2 separate regions of the Homo sapiens genome follow, and region 1 is linked to region 2. A link is an interaction called in ENCODE POLR2A ChIA-PET data of the cell type or tissue named here. Cell type or tissue: B cell. All regions are shown on one strand.

The links. Peaks named below come from ENCODE experiments on the same cell type or tissue, not always from the same donor. Only the 100,000 strongest peaks of a DNase experiment are listed, where the experiment ranks them.
Region 1: POLR2A ChIA-PET joins it to region 2 with 7 read pairs; 9 of 35 experiments call an interaction of 5 or more read pairs at or near these places.

Annotation. Positions count from the first base shown.
Region 1 is chr7:2,277,393-2,281,392 of GRCh38, reverse strand. It overlaps SNX8 (sorting nexin 8), which reads left to right. Exons shown (of 11, transcript NM_013321.4): 2 at 3,088-3,293. Among named protein-coding and RNA genes, the nearest start is that of MIR6836, 22 kb to the right of the region's middle. In B cell, no CTCF peak of the experiment used is centred here; no DNase peak of the experiment used is centred here; H3K27ac peaks cover 794 bases.
Region 2 is chr7:2,221,241-2,225,240 of GRCh38, reverse strand. It overlaps MAD1L1 (mitotic arrest deficient 1 like 1), which reads left to right. Exons shown (of 19, transcript NM_001013836.2): 5 at 2,487-2,666. Among named protein-coding and RNA genes, the nearest start is that of MAD1L1, 9.7 kb to the left of the region's middle. In B cell, no CTCF peak of the experiment used is centred here; no DNase peak of the experiment used is centred here.

The DNA.
Region 1 (4,000 bases), 56 kb before region 2:
GGCTGGAGTGCAGTGGCCCAATCTTGGCATACCGCAGCCGTGAACTCTTGGGCTCAAGCAATCCTCCTGCCTCAGCCTCCTGAGTAGCTGGGACTACAGGTTGCGCCAACATGCCCGTAATTTTATTTTTTGTAGAGATGGCATCTTATTATGTTGCCCAGGCTGGTCTTTAACTCCTGGGCTCAAGTGATCCTCTTGCCTCAGCCTCCCAAAGTGCTGGGATTGTAGGTGCTAGCCATAGTACCTGGTCTTTTTCTTTCTTTTTCTTAATTAAAATTTATTTTGCAAATATGGGCATCTGGCCGGGCGCGGTGTCTCATGCCTGTAATCCCAGCACTTTGGGAGGCTGAGGTGGGTGGATCATTTGAGGTCAGGAGTTTGAGACCAGTCTGGCCAACATGGTAAAACCCTGTTTCTACTAAAAATACAAAAATTAGCTGGGCATATTGGTGCACGCCTGTCATCCCACTTACTCTGGAGGCTGAGGCAGCAGAATTGCTTGAACCCGGGAGGTGGAGGTTGCAGTGAGCCAAGATTGTGCCATTGCACTCCAGCCTGGGCAACAGAGCGAGACTCTGTCTCTCAAAAAAAAAAAAAAAAGGGCATTCTAGTTTAGTAAATTGATATTTGAAAGCATAGCTTTCTAATGATTGGAACTTGTACATAGAAGTTATTGAGATGTTTGAGACAATCGAGAGTTAAAGAAGTGTCTTTGATTTAAAATGTGTTTTTTGAGCTCTTTCAGATTCTCATGCAATCAAAGTTCAAATTCTTCACCAACATGTGACCACTTGGTAATCATTACTGAGTTTACATTCTTTCTTGGAAGATTATCTTATCTTAATAATCAGGAAAATCATAAAAATTAATACATGCTTAATAGAGAACACTTATTTTAAACTTTTTTTTTTTTTTGAGACAGAGTCTCTGTTGCCCAGGCTGGAGTGCAGTGGCGTGATCTGGGCTCACCACAACCTCCGCTTCCTGAGTTTAAGTGATAATTTTCCTGCCTCAACCTCCTGAGTAGCTGGGATTACAGGTGTGCGCTAACATGTAAAAAACAAAAAAAATGAGAAACACTTTTTTTTCTATTTAGAACTCACTTTGTATTAAAAACCAAACTGACTTTTTAAACATTATTCCTTGTTTTGGTTTTTTCTTTGCAAGCTGGGCGTAGGATCTCTGATTTGCTTTTGCTGCTTTGTGCAGGGTGCACGGTGACTTCTTGTCTGTAAGGCAGCTGGAGTTTTCTGGCTTAATTCTTCCGTGCATGTGGTTGGGAGTCCTAGCTATAAGCAGGCCTGGAGTTTTTTCTCTTTCTTTCCTCCCTTCTTCTCTCCCCTCCCTCCTGTCTGTCCAGATGACTTTTTGGCATATGAAAGTAATGTGTTCACTGTGAACACACTGGGGCATTTAGAAGATCGTATGGCTAGTTTATTTGGTTTGAGCCTGTTCTCTTGGCTCTAGAGAAAAGGAAGATTCTTTTTCACACAAAACTTGTACATATTTCACTTTGTTTTCCTTCCCCAAGGTTAAGACTGATTTGATGTAGTCACAGAAATGTGGGTGTACTTGCTGATTCGTGAGCAGGTGGAAGCCTTCCAGGGAAGAGTTTTTTTTTTTTTTTTTTCTTTTTTTTTGAGACAGGGTCTCACTCTGTTGCCTAGGCTAGAATGCAGTGGTGCAATCATGGCTCACTGCAGCCTCCGCCTTCCCGGACTCAGGTGATCCTCTCACCTCCCGAGTAGCTGGGACTGCAAAATTAGCCAGTGAGCCACCACGCATGGCTAATTTTGTATTTTTTGTAGCGATGGGGTTTTGCCATCTTGCCCAGGGTGGTCTTGAACTCCTGAGCTCAAGCGATCCTCTTGCCTCGGTCTCCCCAAGTCCCAGGATTACAGGCGTGAGCCATGGTGCCTGACCACCATGATTTTTTTGAACAAAAGGACGTGCCCGCAGCGTCGACTCTGTAGCATGAGTGAGTGGGTCCAGCGTTGACTCCGTAGCATGAGTGGGTGTAGTGTGAGTGAGTCCAGCGTCGACTCCGTAGTGTGAGTGAGTCCAGCGTCGACTCCGTAGTGTGAGTGAGTCCGGCTTCGACTCCGTAGTGTGAGTGAGTCCGGCTTCGACTCCGTAGTGTGAGTGAGTCCGGCGTCGACTCCGTAGTGTGAGTGAGTCCGGCGTCGACTCCGTAGTGTGAGTGAGTCCGGCGTCGACTCCGTAGTGTGAGTGAGTCCGGCTTCGACTCCGTAGTGTGAGTGAGTCCGGCGTCGACTCCGTAGTGTGAGTGAGTCCGGCTTCGACTCCGTAGTGTGAGTGAGTCCGGCGTCGACTCCGTAGTGTGAGTGAGTCCGGCTTCGACTCCGTAGTGTGAGTGAGTCCGGCGTCGACTCCGTAGTGTGAGTCCGGCGTCGACTCCGTAGTGTGAGTGAGTCCGGCGTCGACTCCGTAGTGTGAGTGAGTCCGGCGTCGACTCCGTAGTGTGAGTGAGTCCGGCTTCGACTCCGTAGTGTGAGTGAGTCCGGCGTCGACTCCGTAGTGTGAGTGAGTCCGGCGTCGACTCCGTAGTGTGAGTCCGGCGTCGACTCCGTAGTGTGAGTGAGTCCGGCGTCGACTCCGTAGTGTGAGTGAGTCCGGCTTCGACTCCGTAGTGTGAGTGAGTCCGGCTTCGACTCCGTAGTGTGAGTGAGTCCGGCGTCGACTCCGTAGTGTGAGTGAGTCCGGCGTCGACTCCGTAGTGTGAGTCCGGCTTCGACTCCGTAGTGTGAGTGAGTCCGGCGTCGACTCCGTAGTGTGAGTGAGTGAGTGTGGCTGGCTGACGATGGGACCTGTTGCATGACGTGGCCAGAGTCCATGTGCTGAGCTAGCACACAGCAGAGGGAGGCTGCACTTTTCAATTTATTTTATTTTTTGTACAGATGGGGTCTCACCATATTACCTAGGCTGGTCTTGAACTCCAGGGCTCAAGTGATACTCCCTCCTGGGCCTCCCAAAGTGCTGGGATTACAGGGCTGCGCCACTGTGCCCAGCCAAGGCTCCAGCTTTTGAGCAGCTATTCTCACTGGTCATTCACCATCTCCCCTGCAGATCTGCCGACACCCCAGGCCATCGAGCCCCAGGCCATCGTGCAGCAGGTCCCAGCCCCCAGTCGAATGCAGATGCCGCAGGGGAACCCGCTGCTGCTGTCCCACACCCTGCAGGAGCTGCTGGCCAGGGACACCGTGCAGGTGGAGCTCATTCCGGAGAAGAAGGGCCTCTTCCTGAAGCATGTGGAGTATGAGGTTTCCAGCCAGGTAACTGGCAAATTGTGTGTGTGTCGGGGCAGGAGGGGGAAGAAAGGGTCACGTCTCAACATCTCAGGGCAGGAGTGGTGTGACAGGAGAAGGCTGAAGGGTGAGTCTGTGTGGCTGGCTTACAGGCAAGATCCAGAACTCGCAGCAGAGTCAGGCTGCGGAGGTGACTTTTCCACACCTCTGCTCCCCGCACCTCACTCTGGCCCAGCCACGTCCCCACCTGGTCACCCCTGGTCCAGTTTGTCCTCCCCACCACTGTGCTCTGGAGTCCTGTTTCTTTTTTTTTTTTCCCCGATGTGGAGTCTTGCTCTGTCGCCCAGGCTGGAGTGCAGTGGCATGATCTCGGCTCACTGCAAACTCTGCCTCCCGGGTTCAAGCGATTCTCCTGCCTCAGCCTCCCAAGTAGCTGGGATGACAGGTGCCCGCCACCACGCCTGGCAAATTTTTTTGTATTTTTTTTTTTAGTAGAGACAGGGTTTCACCATGTTAGCCAGGGTGGTCTTGATCTCCTGACCTTATGATCCACCCGCCTCGGCCTCCCAAAGTGCTGGGATTACTGGCGTGAGCCACCGCGCCCGGCCTGGAGGCCTGTTTCTTAGGAATCTCCCGCGGACGGTCCACAGAGCACAAAGCGGGATCCACACCAGCCTCGCTTTGTAATAGTGGGAAACCCCCGAGGATTAGAATGTCAGCCCCATCGACTCCGG
Region 2 (4,000 bases):
GGGGCTGTGCACGGTACCTGCCAGGCCGTAGGAAATGAGAACCCAGCTGGCTGGAAGCCTGACACGCCCTGTGTCATGGTTGCCAGGACATTCCTTCTGAGGCCACTCATGCTGTGGGGCAGGTATCAGTTATGCTTGATGTCCTAGAGGAGGGTGGCATGAAATGGGAACACTTGCTGTGTCTGTTCATTGAGGCTGCGGTGCTGGCACAGATTCTTTTGCTGGGTCTCCTGGTTTCCTCTTCCCTCTGGAAGAATTGGAATGCAGGTCTGGCAGAAATGCCAAGTGGTGTAGGAGTGACAGGCTTAGGAGGTCATGGGGTGGATCAGGGTCTCGGGTCCATGCTGGGTCTTGGGGTTGGAGGGCCCTAGCAAAGGGTGCCGGTCTCAATGGCGGCTCTGTGTTGCTCCTGGCTCCCCAGGGCAGCAGGGAAAACACCCTGTCCTTGGGGAGGGAATTAGGTTTCCACTGAGTGCGCGGATCCCCTCTGCTCTGATTAACAGCACTTTGCCAGGGTTTCAGTCAGTGCTGATCAGTTGTGGAAATGCTGCCAAGGTTCAGGCAGAGTATTGGGCGGAAAGTCTCCCTGGCCTCCGTGCCCTCTCTTGGCGGGTGGATGTCCAGCCCCGCCCTGACATCATGCGGTGTATTCACACACTCTCCTGGGCCCTAGAAAAATAGCTCACGTCTTCCGGGGTGTGATGCTGGTTGGATTGCTTGCCCCTGGCCTGCAGATCCTGACTGCGGTGTGCGTTGTGTGGGCTCAGTGAGACTGAGGCACCGCTGGGGTGGGGGCCACTGCCTCAGGGTTGGCTCCGTTGCTGCTTTGAGAGCTGTTTTCCCTGAGAGGTGGGGCGTTTGCTCATGGCCTGGGTGGGTCCTAGGAGGGACAGTACTGGAGGAATTGGTGGGAAGGGGAGGGAGAGTCCACAGGAGTCTCCCTAACTACTGAGATTCCCTTGTTAGGGGTGGAGAGGAGCCACCAGGTCATTGGTCTGGAGGCAGCATGCTGATGGTATGGCTGTGGCTGTCAGGCAGGAGGGACAGTGTGCAGCTGTTGGAGTTCCTCTAGGCCGAGAGTCCCTGAGGGCAGGGCCCACCCGACTCTGCCCAGGATCTCCATTGTGTGGCACAGCTTATGGCATTTTATGGGTGCTCACAAATGTTGGATTGAGGGAGGGGTCATTGTAGGGTCTCCGGGAACCCTGTCTTGGGGAAATCCAAGGATGCAGGTGACTGGGCTTACACCTGGGGCTCCCTGCTGAGCTCCAGCCACCTTCTAACAGGACTGTCCTTCCTTGCCCGCAGACACAGCTGCATGGGACCCCAGGAACAGTCAGAACCAGTAGTTTTCCAATTGTTCCTTGGAGTTCCACCTGGAAATACCTATTAGGGGCGAGACTTAAGTGTCTGAAGTCCAAAGACCTGCTGGCTGCCCTGTCTGCGCTGGGACTGGCAGTTCCAGGCCCGGTGCCGCATCTGGCTGTGATGGTGCTGAGCGGAGCCCCGTGCCAACCCCAGTTCTTGTCCTGCATCACAGAAGGGTCTCTTGGTTGTTGTGAGGCAGCCCTTGCAGCTCACAAGGGCTGGAGTCCCTCCGAGGTGCGCGGGTCAGCCTCTCTCAGAAGGCGGCCACCTCTGTCACAGCTCTCCTGGGTTTTGGGCTGGAGTACCCTGGATGAGGACAGCACAAGCTCGTACTCCACCCGGGGCTCCGGGAGTGCTTGGTGCTTCCCGAGGAAGGCAGGGTGAGAGGGTCCCGGAGTGCCGGGCTCCACCAGGACTCACCGCCTTCACCTCCTGGGACGCCGGTACCTGGCAGTGAACTCTGGAGGGCCTGCGGGTCATTAGAGTCAGGAGGTCTGAGCGTGGTGCTTGGTCATGTCCCATCCCAACCAGTGAGAGCCACGCGGCCTCCCTAAGGCCAGTCGTGGGGGGTGGGTCTGGAGGTTTGTGGTTTGTGTGAGAGGGGGTGCATGTGTGGCAGATTTGAGCCCAGTGTAAACTGCTTCTGCCCACAGCCTCCTGTCCACGCTGCCTGTCTCTGCCCCTGTTGTCTGCTCGCTGGGGGAGTGCCAGCTCCTTTCAGTGCCGGACAGAGCGTAATTAGACAGGATTTGCTGGTGCTATGAAAGCTCAGCTTCTCCCCAAGGTCAATGCTGAATTTTAGATTTCCCATGCCCCCTCTCCCTGCAGAGGCAACTGCTGAGCAGACGGTGTGATAAATGTGTGTGTGATCTGTGCCAAGTGCCCTTCCTGGGAGCCCTGACCTCGCACAGTGCTCACCGTCATGGTGCCACAGCGGGGGTGCCAACGCTGGGGCTGGGTCCCAGGTCCCGTCCTGGTTCTGCCTATGACTTGGCTCATGGGTCCTGCTCGGCTCTTTTTTGTGCCTCGGCATGTTCTGAGAGAGGTGTGGGGGTGAGGGCTCCCCGCTGACCCTCCCGTGGGCGGCACGTGGCATCTGACTCTTGCTCTCTTAACAGCGTGAGGTCGACCGCAACCAGGAGCTCCTGACGCGCATCCGGCAGCTTCAGGAGCGGGAGGCCGGGGCGGAGGAGAAGATGCAGGAGCAGCTGGAGCGCAACAGGCAGTGTCAGCAGAACTTGGATGCTGCCAGCAAGAGGCTGCGTGAGAAAGAGGACAGTCTGGCCCAGGCTGGCGAGGTGAGCGGGGCCTCTGCTGCGCAGGGAGCTGTTTTCCCGAGGAGAGGGAGTGCATGCTCTTGTTTGCCACTGCAGTGCCCGCTTGTGTTTTCACTTGTGCTTCCCACACGGGCAGCTGCGTTTTGTACATAGTTGTCATCAGTAGAAGTATTAATTTTCCATTCTGTAGTTTTCAGTTAAAAAGTTGAGACTTTGGGCCGGGCGCGGTGGCTCACGCCTGTAATCCCAGCACTTTGGGAGGCCGAGGTGGGTGTATCATCTGAGGTTGGGAGTTGGAGACCAGCCTGACCAACATGGTGAAACCCCATCTCTACTAAAAATACAAAAATTAGCCATGCGTGGTGGTGCGCACCTGTAGTCCCAGCCTGTGGGACTCGGGAGGCTGAGGCAGGAGAATCGCTTGAACCCAGGAGGTGGAGGTTGCAGTGAGCTCAGATCACACCATTGCACTCCAGCCTGGGCAACACAGCAAGACTCTGTCTCAAAAAAAAAAAAAAAAGTTAAGCACTTTTTTGCCTTTGTAATTATGAATTTAAATGGATGATGAATCTGTTTTTTGTTGTTTGTGGACGTTTAGTGTGTTTGTGTTCGCTCATGTATGTATGCGACAGGTAGCCCTTCCCTCAGCCCTCGCTTCTGTTGACTTTGGACAGACCCCTAGGACTGGGTTATAAGGTCCCTAGCGATGGCGGTCTCTGCAGCCGTTGTGCTCAGAGGCCTGGCTGAGGGCTCCAATTTCCCCGTAGCCTTCCCTGTCGTGGATGGTGGTCTTTTCTGGAAATAGCTGTTGTTTTGTCAGGAGGCTTAAGGAGGCACGTCTGGATTTGCATATCTTTGACTGTCTGCAAGGTCTACAGGCATCTGATGGCGTCGGATAATTGCCTCTGAACTGGAGCCTGTGTGAACTGCAGTCCTGGTGAAGGTTGCTTGCATTTTAGAAACAGCCCAGACATGGGCACTGGTGGAAATTGGAATCTTCTGACCTCTCCTGTCCTTTGTCTGTGGCGATCAAGATCGCTGGTGCCAAGAGGAAACATGAAAATCTGCTGGTGTGGGGGTGGAGGCGTGGTAGGGGTGGGGTGGGCGTGCAGCGGGGGTCCTGGAGGGGTCCAGAAACTGGCCGCGGGTCCTTCCTGTGGCCGTGCTGGGGAGGCGTGTTCAGGCTGTTCCCCTATCTGCTTCTGGAGGGAACGTTGGCAGGAGAGGAGGCGTGATTGGCTCCCGAGAAGCTGCTCTTGCCTTGCCCATGCTCTGGGTTCCAGTTCCCATGTGCTGGGCTGTACTGGAGTTGGGCCGGGGGCTGTCCCCGCTGCCTGCGGGCACCTGTGGTTCCA